2 separate regions of the Homo sapiens genome follow, and region 1 is linked to region 2. A link is an interaction called in ENCODE POLR2A ChIA-PET data of the cell type or tissue named here. Cell type or tissue: Caco-2. All regions are shown on one strand. Links, peaks and the distances in the headings refer to the core of each region. The heading gives the core; the rest is flanking DNA. Region 1 overlaps LOC105378271 (a long non-coding RNA gene). Region 2 overlaps HNRNPF (heterogeneous nuclear ribonucleoprotein F).

The links. ChIA-PET counts read pairs that join two places held together with the same protein. Peaks named below come from ENCODE experiments on the same cell type or tissue, not always from the same donor. Only the 100,000 strongest peaks of a DNase experiment are listed, where the experiment ranks them.
Region 1: POLR2A ChIA-PET joins it to region 2 with 6 read pairs; 13 of 35 experiments call an interaction of 5 or more read pairs at or near these places.

Annotation. Positions count from the first base shown.
Region 1 is chr10:43,339,640-43,345,005 of GRCh38, reverse strand. The region is part of intron 2 of LOC105378271 (a long non-coding RNA gene); the gene reads right to left. It overlaps LOC107984226 (a long non-coding RNA gene), which reads left to right. Exons shown (of 3, transcript XR_001747439.2): 2 at 189-310; 3 at 1,530-1,784. It also overlaps the pseudogene RNU6ATAC11P. Among named protein-coding and RNA genes, the nearest start is that of LINC02633, 19 kb to the right of the region's middle. RefSeq lists an enhancer at 4,773-5,366. In Caco-2, for the core only: no CTCF peak of the experiment used is centred there; no DNase peak of the experiment used is centred there.
Region 2 is chr10:43,394,576-43,399,941 of GRCh38, reverse strand. HNRNPF (heterogeneous nuclear ribonucleoprotein F) reads left to right here. Exons shown (of 4, transcript NM_001098204.2): 2 at 3,352-3,486; 3 at 5,254-5,312. Among named protein-coding and RNA genes, the nearest start is that of HNRNPF, 12 kb to the left of the region's middle. RefSeq lists enhancers at 378-517, 1,056-1,941, 3,276-3,545, 3,718-4,605 and a silencer at 2,696-3,155. In Caco-2, for the core only: no CTCF peak of the experiment used is centred there; DNase peaks (open chromatin) are centred at 461, 2,551, 3,071 and 3,711; H3K4me3 peaks cover 3,813 bases.

The sequences.
Region 1 (5,366 bases), core at 82-5,081, 55 kb after region 2:
GGGGGATTTTGGCAGTGCCCATACCCTTCACCATCCCACATCAGAAGTTCCATGTCTTCTCCAGAGCCCAGGGCCAATTTTCCCTTCTCAGGAAAGCCTCCTGACTGCTGGGATCTCACACTCCTCAGCTGTTTGTCTATACCTTTCTGTAATTTTTTTTGAGACAGGGTCTTTGTTCTGTCACCCAGGCTGGAGTGCAGTGGTGTGATCACAGCTCACTGGAGCCTAAAACTCCTGGGCTCAAGAGATCCTTCTGCTTCAGCCTGCCCAGTTGCTGCACAATAGGCATGCACCACCATGCCTGGCTAAGGTAAAAAAAATTTTTTTTTGCAGTGACAGGGTCTCACTATGGTGCCCAGGCTGGTCTTGAATTCCTGGCTTCAGGTGATTTTCCTGCCTTAGCCTCCCAAAGTGCTGGGATTATAGGCATGAGCCACTGTGCCTGGACACACTTTTCTCTTAACTTTACTACTCTGTCTTCTGTGACAGGTGGCTGCTTCCTCTGTACACCTCACCCCAAATCTGAAAGCTCTTGGAAGGAGCAGTGCCTCACACACACCACAGCCATTCTGGTGCCGGGTTGGAGCAGCTGCACATTTATAAACGCCTGCCCATTGCCTGATCTCAGGGTGCCACTGAGGACGAGGGGCCTGTGCACAGCACGCGTGTGATGTGCACTTCTGGGTCACAAGAGTCCTGGGGAGACTCCAGAGGAAAAACCACCCATAGGCACTATGCCATGACCACACCCATGGACAACAGGACAGTTGTGACTCAGTCACCAGGAAGAACGCTGGCCAGAGATGAGAGATTCTGAGGGTGATTTTCTTTCCCTGACCTGATGAGCCAGAGCTCTGGCCACTGCGCTGTCTCCCGGGGCCAGCTGAGAGAACTCCACCTCCAGAGGCCCAGAGCCTTGGAATGGAAGGGTGCAGCTTGCAGGGGCTTCTATTAGGGACACAGAGGGCCAGACACCAATAAACTGCCCTCTGCTTGCTGCCATTAGGGTCAACAGAATCAGTGCTGCGGGGACCAACTCAGCCTGACCCACTGTGAACAGTGCCCTGCTCACGGTGCTGGGAAGATACCAACATTTGTGAAATATGAGGCACATTGTTTTCTATACATTTGGGGGAAAATGGCAACTGTAAAAATGACATAATAGGCCGGATTTGGTGGCTCACGCCTGTAATCCCAGTACTTTGGAGGCCGAGAGGGGCGCATTGCTTGAGTCCGGGGTTTAAGACTGGGCAATATCTCGGAACCCTATCTCTAGAAAGAATACAAAAATTAGTTAGACAGCGGTGCCTGCCTGTGGTCCCAGCTACTTAGAAGGCTGAGGCGGAAGGATCGCTTGAGCCTGGGAGGTGGAGGTTGCAGTGAACTGAGATCCCACTACTGCACTCCAGCCTCGGGGACAGAGCCAGACCGTGTCTCAAAAAAAAAAAAAAAAAAAAAAAAGTAGCAGAGGGTGGAGCTGGACAGACCTGCTGTCCTGTGTTGGTTCTTATTACTGGTATTATTACCAGTGCCCACCTGCTGATTCGGACTCTTAGCGACCCCTCCACAGCACTGTCCTGAGGGTGAAATGAGATCGGGGACAAAGTGCCACCAACTGGAAAAGGTTAACTCAGAACCATCTGGCACCCACCAGAACTTCCTACGCCGGGAGTGCGTCAGAACCAGCCGAGGGTGTGAAAGCGGACACTGTCACACTGTGGTAGGATTCTAAATCATTCACTATTTACATGAGCACAGAAATAAACTAGAATAAGATGTGTTAATTTTCTGTGTTAATTATCACAGACCGCACTCTATCCCCTGGCGGTTCTGCAGGTCGGAGCCGGGTATGCGCTCCTCCTGAAGCGGGCTCACGGGCCTGGCGGGCCCAGGACAAGGGGTGGGGGTAGGAGAAGGGAGGGCTGGGGGCAAAGCAGCCTCTCCCCGGCCTCGCCCCGGGCCCACCAAGCCTGGTGACCCACCCCGCCACCGTCTCCATGGTGACGATAAACAGGCCTCCTCCTTCGCCTTGCCAGCGCCCCCACGTACCCAGTCTCTGGTGGAAACTAGGGAGATGGAACCCTGGGGTGAGGAGCAGGCCCTGGGGTGGAGGGTGGGGGGCCGGAGGGCCTGGCAGGGCACGGGCGGCCTGGGCCCAGCGCAGCAGGCACTGGGGGGACAGGGGGGGAGCCCCCGAGCTTAGCCTGGCAGGGCCGGACCAGCCTGGGCTCCGTTGCTCTCACCGCCTGCACCCCCTTAACCCTGGGCGCGACACCACTCCATGGGCCAAGCCCCAGGACTCCACCCTGCGCAGCACCCGAGCGCATGGCAGCCCGCACACGCTGTCCCTGACACCCTCTGCTGGCTTGCGTCAGCCACTCTCTCAAGGCGTTTTCCTGCCCGACTCTGCACACTCGGCCTTGGTTTCTCCTGAGAGCAGCCATCAGGAGCGCTCCTACTCGCCCGCTGCAGCCTCTGCCCACCTTCCTGCCTCTGGCTCCGGCCCAGCCCGGCGTCCTGTGCACCACGCGGTGAGCTGCTCGCGCCACCGTCCGCGCAGCCTCCCTCCCTCCCTGCCCTCCACTCCTTCAGGTCTCCCCAGTCTCCTCACTCCAGGATGTCCTTCCTGCGCGTCTCCCGGGGGTACGGAGACGGTGCCCCCCGCGGGGAAACATGCTGATTTTTTCTCTTTCTCTTTTTTAATTTTTAGTTTTTAAAAGATTTAAAGGCTGGGCGCCATGGCTCACGCCTGTAATCCCAGCACTTTGGGAGACCAAGGCGGACGGATCACTTGAGGTCAGGAGTTCGAGATTGGCCTGGCCAAAATGGTGAAACCTTGTCTCTACTAAAAATACAAAAATTAGCCCTACTTGGTGGCGGACGCCTGCAATCCCAGCTACTCAGGAGGCCGAGGCAGGAGAATCGCTTGAACCTGGGAGGCGGAGGTTGCAGTGAGCTGAGATCGGGCCACTGCACTGGGATTGTCAGGGTTGGAAATTGTCTCTAAAACATCCACTCCCATTGGTGACCTCATCCCTTCTTCCTGAAGGCACACGGTTCCCAAATGCTCCTCATATAAAAAAAAAAAAAAATTTAAAAAATGAGGGTTAGACGCCAGAAGTAGGTGGGAGCACCTTAACCCTGTGTGTGTTGTCAGGCCTGAGGGCCTCTTCCATCCCTGTCAAGGGGAATGCCAACCTTCTTTCCCTCCATACAGCACGGTTCTCTCCTAAAACCCTCTCTTGACCCCACTTCCATTTGCAACGACCACCTCAGTGCTTTGTGCCCCTTAACAGCAAAGTCACGCTGAGTTGTCCACCTTCATTGTTTCCACTTTCTCTCCTCCCACCCTAAGTCACTCTCCCTCCTTTCCCTCCAACTCCACCTGCCTTTTCCACCCGACCATATCATGGTTGATCATTTCTTTCTGAAATTGTTTGTTTTTTGAGATGGAGTCTTGCTCTGTCATGCAGGCTGGGGTGCAGTGGTGTAATCTCGGCTCATTGCAACCTCCGCCTCCCGGGTTCAAGTGATTCTCCTGCCTCAACCTCCTGAGTAGCTGGGATTATAGGCGTGTGCCACCACACCCAGCTGATTTTTTGTATTTTTAGTAGAGACAGGGTTTCACCATGTTGGCCAGGCTGGTCTGGAACTCCTGACCTCAAGTGATTCGCCCACCTTGGCCTCCCAAAGTGCTGGAATTACAGGCATGAGCCACTGCCGTTGGCCTGAAATATTTTTTTATTGGCCTCCAGCACCTCTGTCCCATGGTTCTCTTACCTCGCTGACCAGCCCTTGGTCTCCTCACTAGTTCCTCATCACTGTCCCAATCTTTTAATGTTGAAATGCCCCCCGGGATTGTCAGGGTTGGAACTTTTCTCTAAAACATCCACTGCCATTGGTGACCTCATCCCTTCTTCCTGAAGGCACACAGTTCCCAAATGCTCCTCATATCCTGGGCCTTTCTCCTCAACCCCAGGCTCTAATGCATTTGTTCCCCCAACATCTCCACCTGGACATCTCCTAGACACCTTGAGCTGAACGTACAGCCACTGATCTCCTTCAAACCAGTCATCCCATTCACCTAGCCAGGATTCTTGCGAACGCCTCATCTCTCACACCCAGCACACCACCCACAAGCAAATACTTCTTGTCAAGGCTGCAGGTACTTCCAGAAATATGAGTCACAGTCCGTGCTTCCTGCATTCCCACTGGTTCCTGCCGTAGCCTCCTGGCCGGACTCCCTGCATGCGCACTTGCTCTCCTCATTCACTTGTCAGCCAAGTCAACAGCAGCTCAGTCATCCCCACCCGTGTCCCTCCTCAGCTGCAAACCTTCTGAGGGCACCAACTTGCCTCAGAATCCAACCCGGAGTCTGCACAGTATTTCCCACGACCCTGTGTGAAGTTTGTTGTCCCCTCTCTGCCTTCACTTCCTCTTCCTCTCGCCCTTGTCCACTCTGTTCCAGCTACACTTGCTTTTCCAGCCATAGCACCAGGCACCAAGAGCACCAGACCTCTCCTGCCTGTAGAGTGTTAACACTGGTTCCCACCCTTGATAGCTCAGCACCTTCACATCTTCCTCTAATATTGCCTGTGAAACCTTCCCTAACTATCCTGTTTTAGAATGGAATTCTGCCACACTCCTCTTCCTTCCCGCCTAATTCTACCCGTAGCATTTTCACTGCCCCACACAATGCCCCAGGCCAGCCTCTCCCATGGCCGGGGCTCCTGTCTACTGCCTCCTACCCCAGCACTTAAAAAAACTCTAATCGTAGGCTGGGCGTGGTGGCTTACGCCTGTAATCCTAGTACTTTTTGGGACAGAGGCAGGCAGGTTGCCTGAGCTCAGGAGTTTGAGACCAGGCTGGGCAACATGGTGAAACCCTGTCTCTACTAAAAAAACAAAAAATTAGCTGGGCATGGTGGTGGATGCCTGTAAATCCCAGCTACTCAGGAGGCTGAGGCAGGAGAATCACTTGAACCTGGGAGGTGGAGGTTGCAGTGAGACGAGATCATGCCACTGCACTCCAGCCTGAGCGACAGAGCAAGACTCTGTCTCAAAAAAACTACAACAACAACAACAACAAAACCACTCTAATCGTTTCTACCCCAAAGCAGAAAGGAGTCCTCCCTCTCTCCCTGACCCTCTCCTACCCCACCCTGAATGAATTTCCCGTCTTATTTCTCCGTGGGGCTCCTCCCCTTGGCTTTCTTCCTGTCTTTATGACTCTCCTCCATACACACACGGCCCCTCTGAAGCCCATTGTCCTCCCCTGCCCCACCAGCCCCTCTGGCGTGGACTCTCTCCCCACTTCTGTAACAAGCCCCGTCGGACACTGCCAGCCCCTCAGGCTGCCGTGTGCAT
Region 2 (5,366 bases), core at 159-5,158:
CAGAACCCCAATCTGAGCTAATGCCTATTTTCTGTTTTTCGTTCATTCTAAAATTTGTCATCATATATTTGTACATTTCTTGATTTCCTACTCCACTGTTACTGGACCCACCAAGGCAGGAACTGTGTCTCTTTACCACTACAGTTCCTGTATCTTTTAGGTGCGTAGTATTTCTTGGTGAGTCAGTCAGTCTCCAGACTCAGTCATTTTTCTCTACATTACACATTCTTTCACATTCTTCTCCCACCAGTCTTCCTAGACTTGTTTCATTCCTTCCCATCTTGTCTCCATGTATCTCTTCCCACCATTCATTTTCCAGATAGCATCTAGACTGTTGTGTTAAAAAGCAAAACTCCTTTCACACCACATTCCATTAAATGCCTTCCCACTGGCCTTTGAACACCAAACCAGGCCTTTAAGGCTATGTCATCTCCTACCATTGATCTCAGACCTAGCTGCAGTTGCACAATACAACCCCTGGCTCAAGTCTTCTGCACACATTGTTCCCTCACAGGCAGGAACCCTATGGTGACTGATCAATAATTAAAACTTGCCTTGGGCCAGGCACAGTGGCTTATACCTATAATCCTAGCACTTTGGGAGGCCAAGGTGGATCAGTTGAGCCCAGGAGTTACAGACCAGTCTGGGCATCATAGAGAGACCTTGCCTCTACTAAAAAATTAAAAAAAAAATTAGCCCGGCTTGGTGGCATGCACCTGTGGTCCCAGCTACGTTGGGGAGGCTAAAGGTGGGAGGATCATTTGAGCCCAGGAGGTTGAGGCTAATGTGCCTGTCACACAGATTCAACAGTTACTAATCATGGACAGTTATTCTCCATCTCCCCACCTACTACTTTGTGGACAACTTCAAACAAATCCAAGCCATCACAAATATTTCAAGATGGATTTCTAAAACTTAATTGCTTTATTTTATAACATAACCATAATTCTGTGGGTTCTTTTATCTGGCTGGAACTATTCTGAGGTAGGACTGGCTCATTTGTCCTTGTAGTTTCCCACAGTCTACATCACTATATGCAGTATGTTACTGTTCCCTGTAATTCGTGTTATTTAGTAAGTGCATTCTAAAGACTTGCTTTCTCTCAGTTTTACAAACAGTTGTATTAGCCGGGTGTGGTTGCATGCCAGTGGTCCCAGCTACTCAGGAGGCTGAGGTTGGAGGCTTGCTTGAGCCTGGGAGGTTGAGGCTGCATTGCCATGATCGTGCCACTGCATTCCAGCCTGGGCAGCTGAGCCAGACCCTGTCTCAAAATAATAATAATTCTGTTAAAAACGTAAAACAGGCCGGGCGCGGTGGCTCACACCTGTAATCCCAGCACTTTGAGAGGCTGAAGTGGGTGGATCACAAGGTCAGGAGTTGAGACCAGCCTGACCAACATGGTGAAACCCTGTCTCTACTAAAAATACAAAAATTAGCCAGGGTGTGGTAGCGCACGCCTATAATCCCAGCTACTCAGGAGGTTGAGGCCAGGAGAATCGCTTGAACCTGGGAGGGGAGGTTGCAGTGAGCCGAGATCGTGCCATTGCACTCCAGCCCGGGCAACAGAGCAAGACTGTCTCTCAAAAAAAAAAAAAAACAACAACAACAAACTCCAAACAGGCCGGGCATGGGGCTCGCACCTATAATCCCAGTACTTTGGGAGGCCGAGGCAGGGGGATCACGAGGTCAAGATATCGAGACCAGCCTAGCCAACACGGTGAAACCACATCTCTACTAAAAACAAAAACTAGCTGGGTATAGTGGCATGGGCCTATAGTCCCAGCTACTCGGGAGGCTGAGGCAGGAGAATCGCCTTAACCCAGGAGGCAGAGGTTGCAGTGAGCCAAGATCATGCCACTGCACTCCAGCCTGGGTGACAGAGTGAAAACTGTGTCTCAAAAAAAACCAACCAAACAAACAAAACAGTCAAACATACACAAAAGTAGAAACAAGTGTAATGAAACTCTATGTATACATCAGGAGCTTTAATAAAAATTACTAGTTCATAGCACATCTTGTTTCATGTATATTTCCACTTTCCACGTAATCTGAAACATTCAAGAAATCAGGTATCATCTGCAAATATTTGTGGCTCTAAAAAGGGTCTTTTAAAGAAATAAAATTACAGTATAATGACAACAAAATTTACAATTCTGCAATATAAAATGTCACTGATCATATTATCGAAATTGCTTTATAGTTGTTCTCCAGTTCATTTGAATTAAGATTCAGAGGTCCACAAAATTGCGTTAGTTAAAAGTTTAGGAATTGCGTTAAAAAAATTTTTTTTCAAAGATTTTTTTTCAAAATCTTTACGTGTGTCCATGGTCAAATGTACAAACCAAGGTACGTCCGCTAGTTCCATTTTAGAGGCGGCCTCCCAGAGAGGGGCTGTGTCTAACTTGCTGGCTTCTCTTCCACTCTGCACTGCCCGCCCTTCCCCGTGGCTGGCACTCTGGACTTTCCCCAGGTCGCGCTCGCGCCTGGCTCCCTTCGGGAGAACTCGGAGAAATGTCTTCCCGCCGCCCTGACTCTCTCCTTCCCCCACTTCCTGCCTGGGCCCAGCGCGCGGGCCACGGGGCCGCACCTGCAGGCACGCGTTTCCCATTGGTGACATCTTGGCGGGCCCGGCAATGGCACTTCCTCCTCTGCACCCCGTGACCCACGTCCGGCTGCCGGTCTTGGATCACGAGGCCTCCGCTTCCCGGACTCCGGACCCCGCGCCTCCTCGGGGCCGACGGGCCAGTCCCTGGCGTGGTGAGCCGCCGCGCGGGCGCCCCGGCCCCGCCACTCCAGTCCCGGCCGCCCCCCCCAGGTCCCTTTCCGCCGCCCCGGTCGCTCGGAGACGGACGCAGACCTACGAGCGCCTCTTCCCTTCCCTCCCTTCAGCCGCGCTCGGCCCGCGGGTCCCCGAGCTCCCGCCTAGGCAGCGCTAGCTTGGCGGGCCGGGGAGCAGCCCCCACCCCACCTTGCCGTCGCCCTCGCTCTCGCCCTCAGGGCCCCGGAAGCCCGCCAGGGGCCCCCTCCCCTCCCCTCCCCTCCCCTCCCCCTCCCGCGAGGCGCCCTTCCCTCCGGGAACCCTCCCGTCCCTGCCCCCACTCTCCCCGCTGCGCCGCTCGCTCCGCCCCCCGCCCGGAAGCTCCCGCCCGAGCCCGCGCAGGCCCTGGGGCCGACCTTCCTGCCGGGCCGGGCGGTCCGAGGCTGCTGGAGTGCCGTGAGCAGGCCGCGGGAACGTCGCCGTCACCTTGTCTCGGGGCCTCGGCGCTGCTTCCCGCCAAAACACGTTTACCGCGCGCCCGGGCCTCCCACCTTGCGGAAGGGACCCCACCACCACTTGGATTTCTGTTGCAGGTTGAGAACAAAAACATGCACCTGGAGTTTCCCCGGAGCCCTCTGCGTGGTTGAGCTTCGGTGGAATTTCGGGGCTCTTGGCTGCCAGCCGCGCTTGCCTGGTAGCAACAGAAACCAGTCCTGCTCGCCTCCGTGGTAAGTCTAGAGCATGAAAGTCCGCGGGCCCGGCCGGGTGGACTTTGGTTTGAGAGTGGAACTAAGTGAGTAATGGGGGCGGCGCGGCCAGACGCGCTCCCAGCCTCCTGGCGAGAGTGCTGCCCGGTTTCCCGGGGGCACGGGAGTGTGTCTAGGAGGGGAGGCCAGGATCCTTCCTCGAGTCCTGTCCTGAACAAAAGAAAACGAGGTGGGTGGTGCTTGAACGGCCCTGTTTACTCTGCAGATAGCCGAACTGGTAGGACTCCGGCGCGCCCTATTTATCTTGATTGGCTCTGCCTGAAGGCAAGCGTTAATCCCGTCCAACCTGTATCACTGCGAAGAGCTCGTTCGGGAGCGCTTTTTGGAAATGCAGATTCTTAGCCCCCACCCAGATCTGTTTTAGGGTTGGTGTTTTAATTATCTAGGTGGCCCCCGTGCAAGCTCGATCTGAAAACCTCCGGGTCCAGTCACCTGGGGGAGCTGAGCAGCCCTCCCCGCCCCCAGCGCTTTCTTGGCGCTGCGGACGGGGAGACCAGACTCTTCCTCTGCGTGCGTTGGCGGTGCGCAGTGGCCGTGGTCTACAGGCTTACAGCGGCTGGTCCATTGGGGTAAATGGGTGTACGTGGGTCTGGTTGCCAGCTTGTGCATGTCCCCAGAGACGCCTCAGGGTGTTGGTCTGTGGATCACGCAGGGATAAACAAGGGCATAAGTGGATCAGATCATTAAGATGACTGGGTTCCACCCTTTAGATCCTTGAACAAGTCGGATTGTTGAAGCCTTTTGAAAACCTGATTCCAGAGTACTTGAAACTGTTTCACCCCTGAATAGGTTTCCTAATAAATGTAATGCTTTCCATTTGTACACCCCCCCAATAGTGTCTTAAGTAATAATCACTGGAAGTTTGCAAGACAAGGCAGATTTGATTATCTTCATGTTAAGACAACAGGTTCAGCATAATTAGCTGGTTTTACTAATTCCACATTTCCAAAACTCAAGCAGCTTAGTTCTCAGAATTCCATAGCCCTCAGCCCGTGTCCTAGTCCTTTGGGGCAGCGTTTTTACTGGGATGTTGGTGATCTAGTGATTATGATGTATGTTCTAGTGAAGCATATTTCAAAGAAGTTACCCAATAAAACTGAAAGTGTCTTTTGGATGTGTCTCCACACTGCTTACAGAGGGGTTCCTATAAATCAGACTGAACAATTTCTAGCAAGCACCCTTGCTCCTTGCCCATGCTATCCCAGTGAAAGAGGGGTCTTAAGGTCAAGTCCCCTGTGGTTGTCACTTCTCCCCCACCCATCTCCCTCCCAAGTGCCCTGCCCCCGATATTTAAATTTCCTCCCAGCACTTAGGGTCCTCAGTGTACAAACTTAGAATTGGGCAGAGGCGGGCGGATCACCTGAGGTCAGGAGTTTGGGACCAGCCTGGCCAACATATTGAAATCCCATTTCTACTAAAAATACAAAAATTCGCTGGGTGGGGTGGTGCACGCCTGTAATACCAGGTACTGAGGCAGGAGAATCTCATCAAGAGTAAATCTCATCAAGATCAATAAGGCGTTTCCCTTTTGTTGTGCTCTGTATTGCCCTGTGAAAAGATAATACTTCCAAAATGCTGTTAGGTGGATGGGGTGTGAGATTTAATTTAAACCCACGGGCTATATAAAGGGCTTCCCAGCTGTTTCTGTCCTTACCTGGAGTTCTGATCCCAGAGCCAGTGCCTAGGATCTGAGACCACACAGCCAATATCGCTCTGTTTTTTTTTTAGGACATTTCATTACCATCCAGAAGTGTCTCCCACTGAAGGCATCCGTGGTTGTTTTTAAGGTAAGCTATTTTAAGAAGAGCCCCTTTTCAGCTGCAGTATTTATATTTGTTATA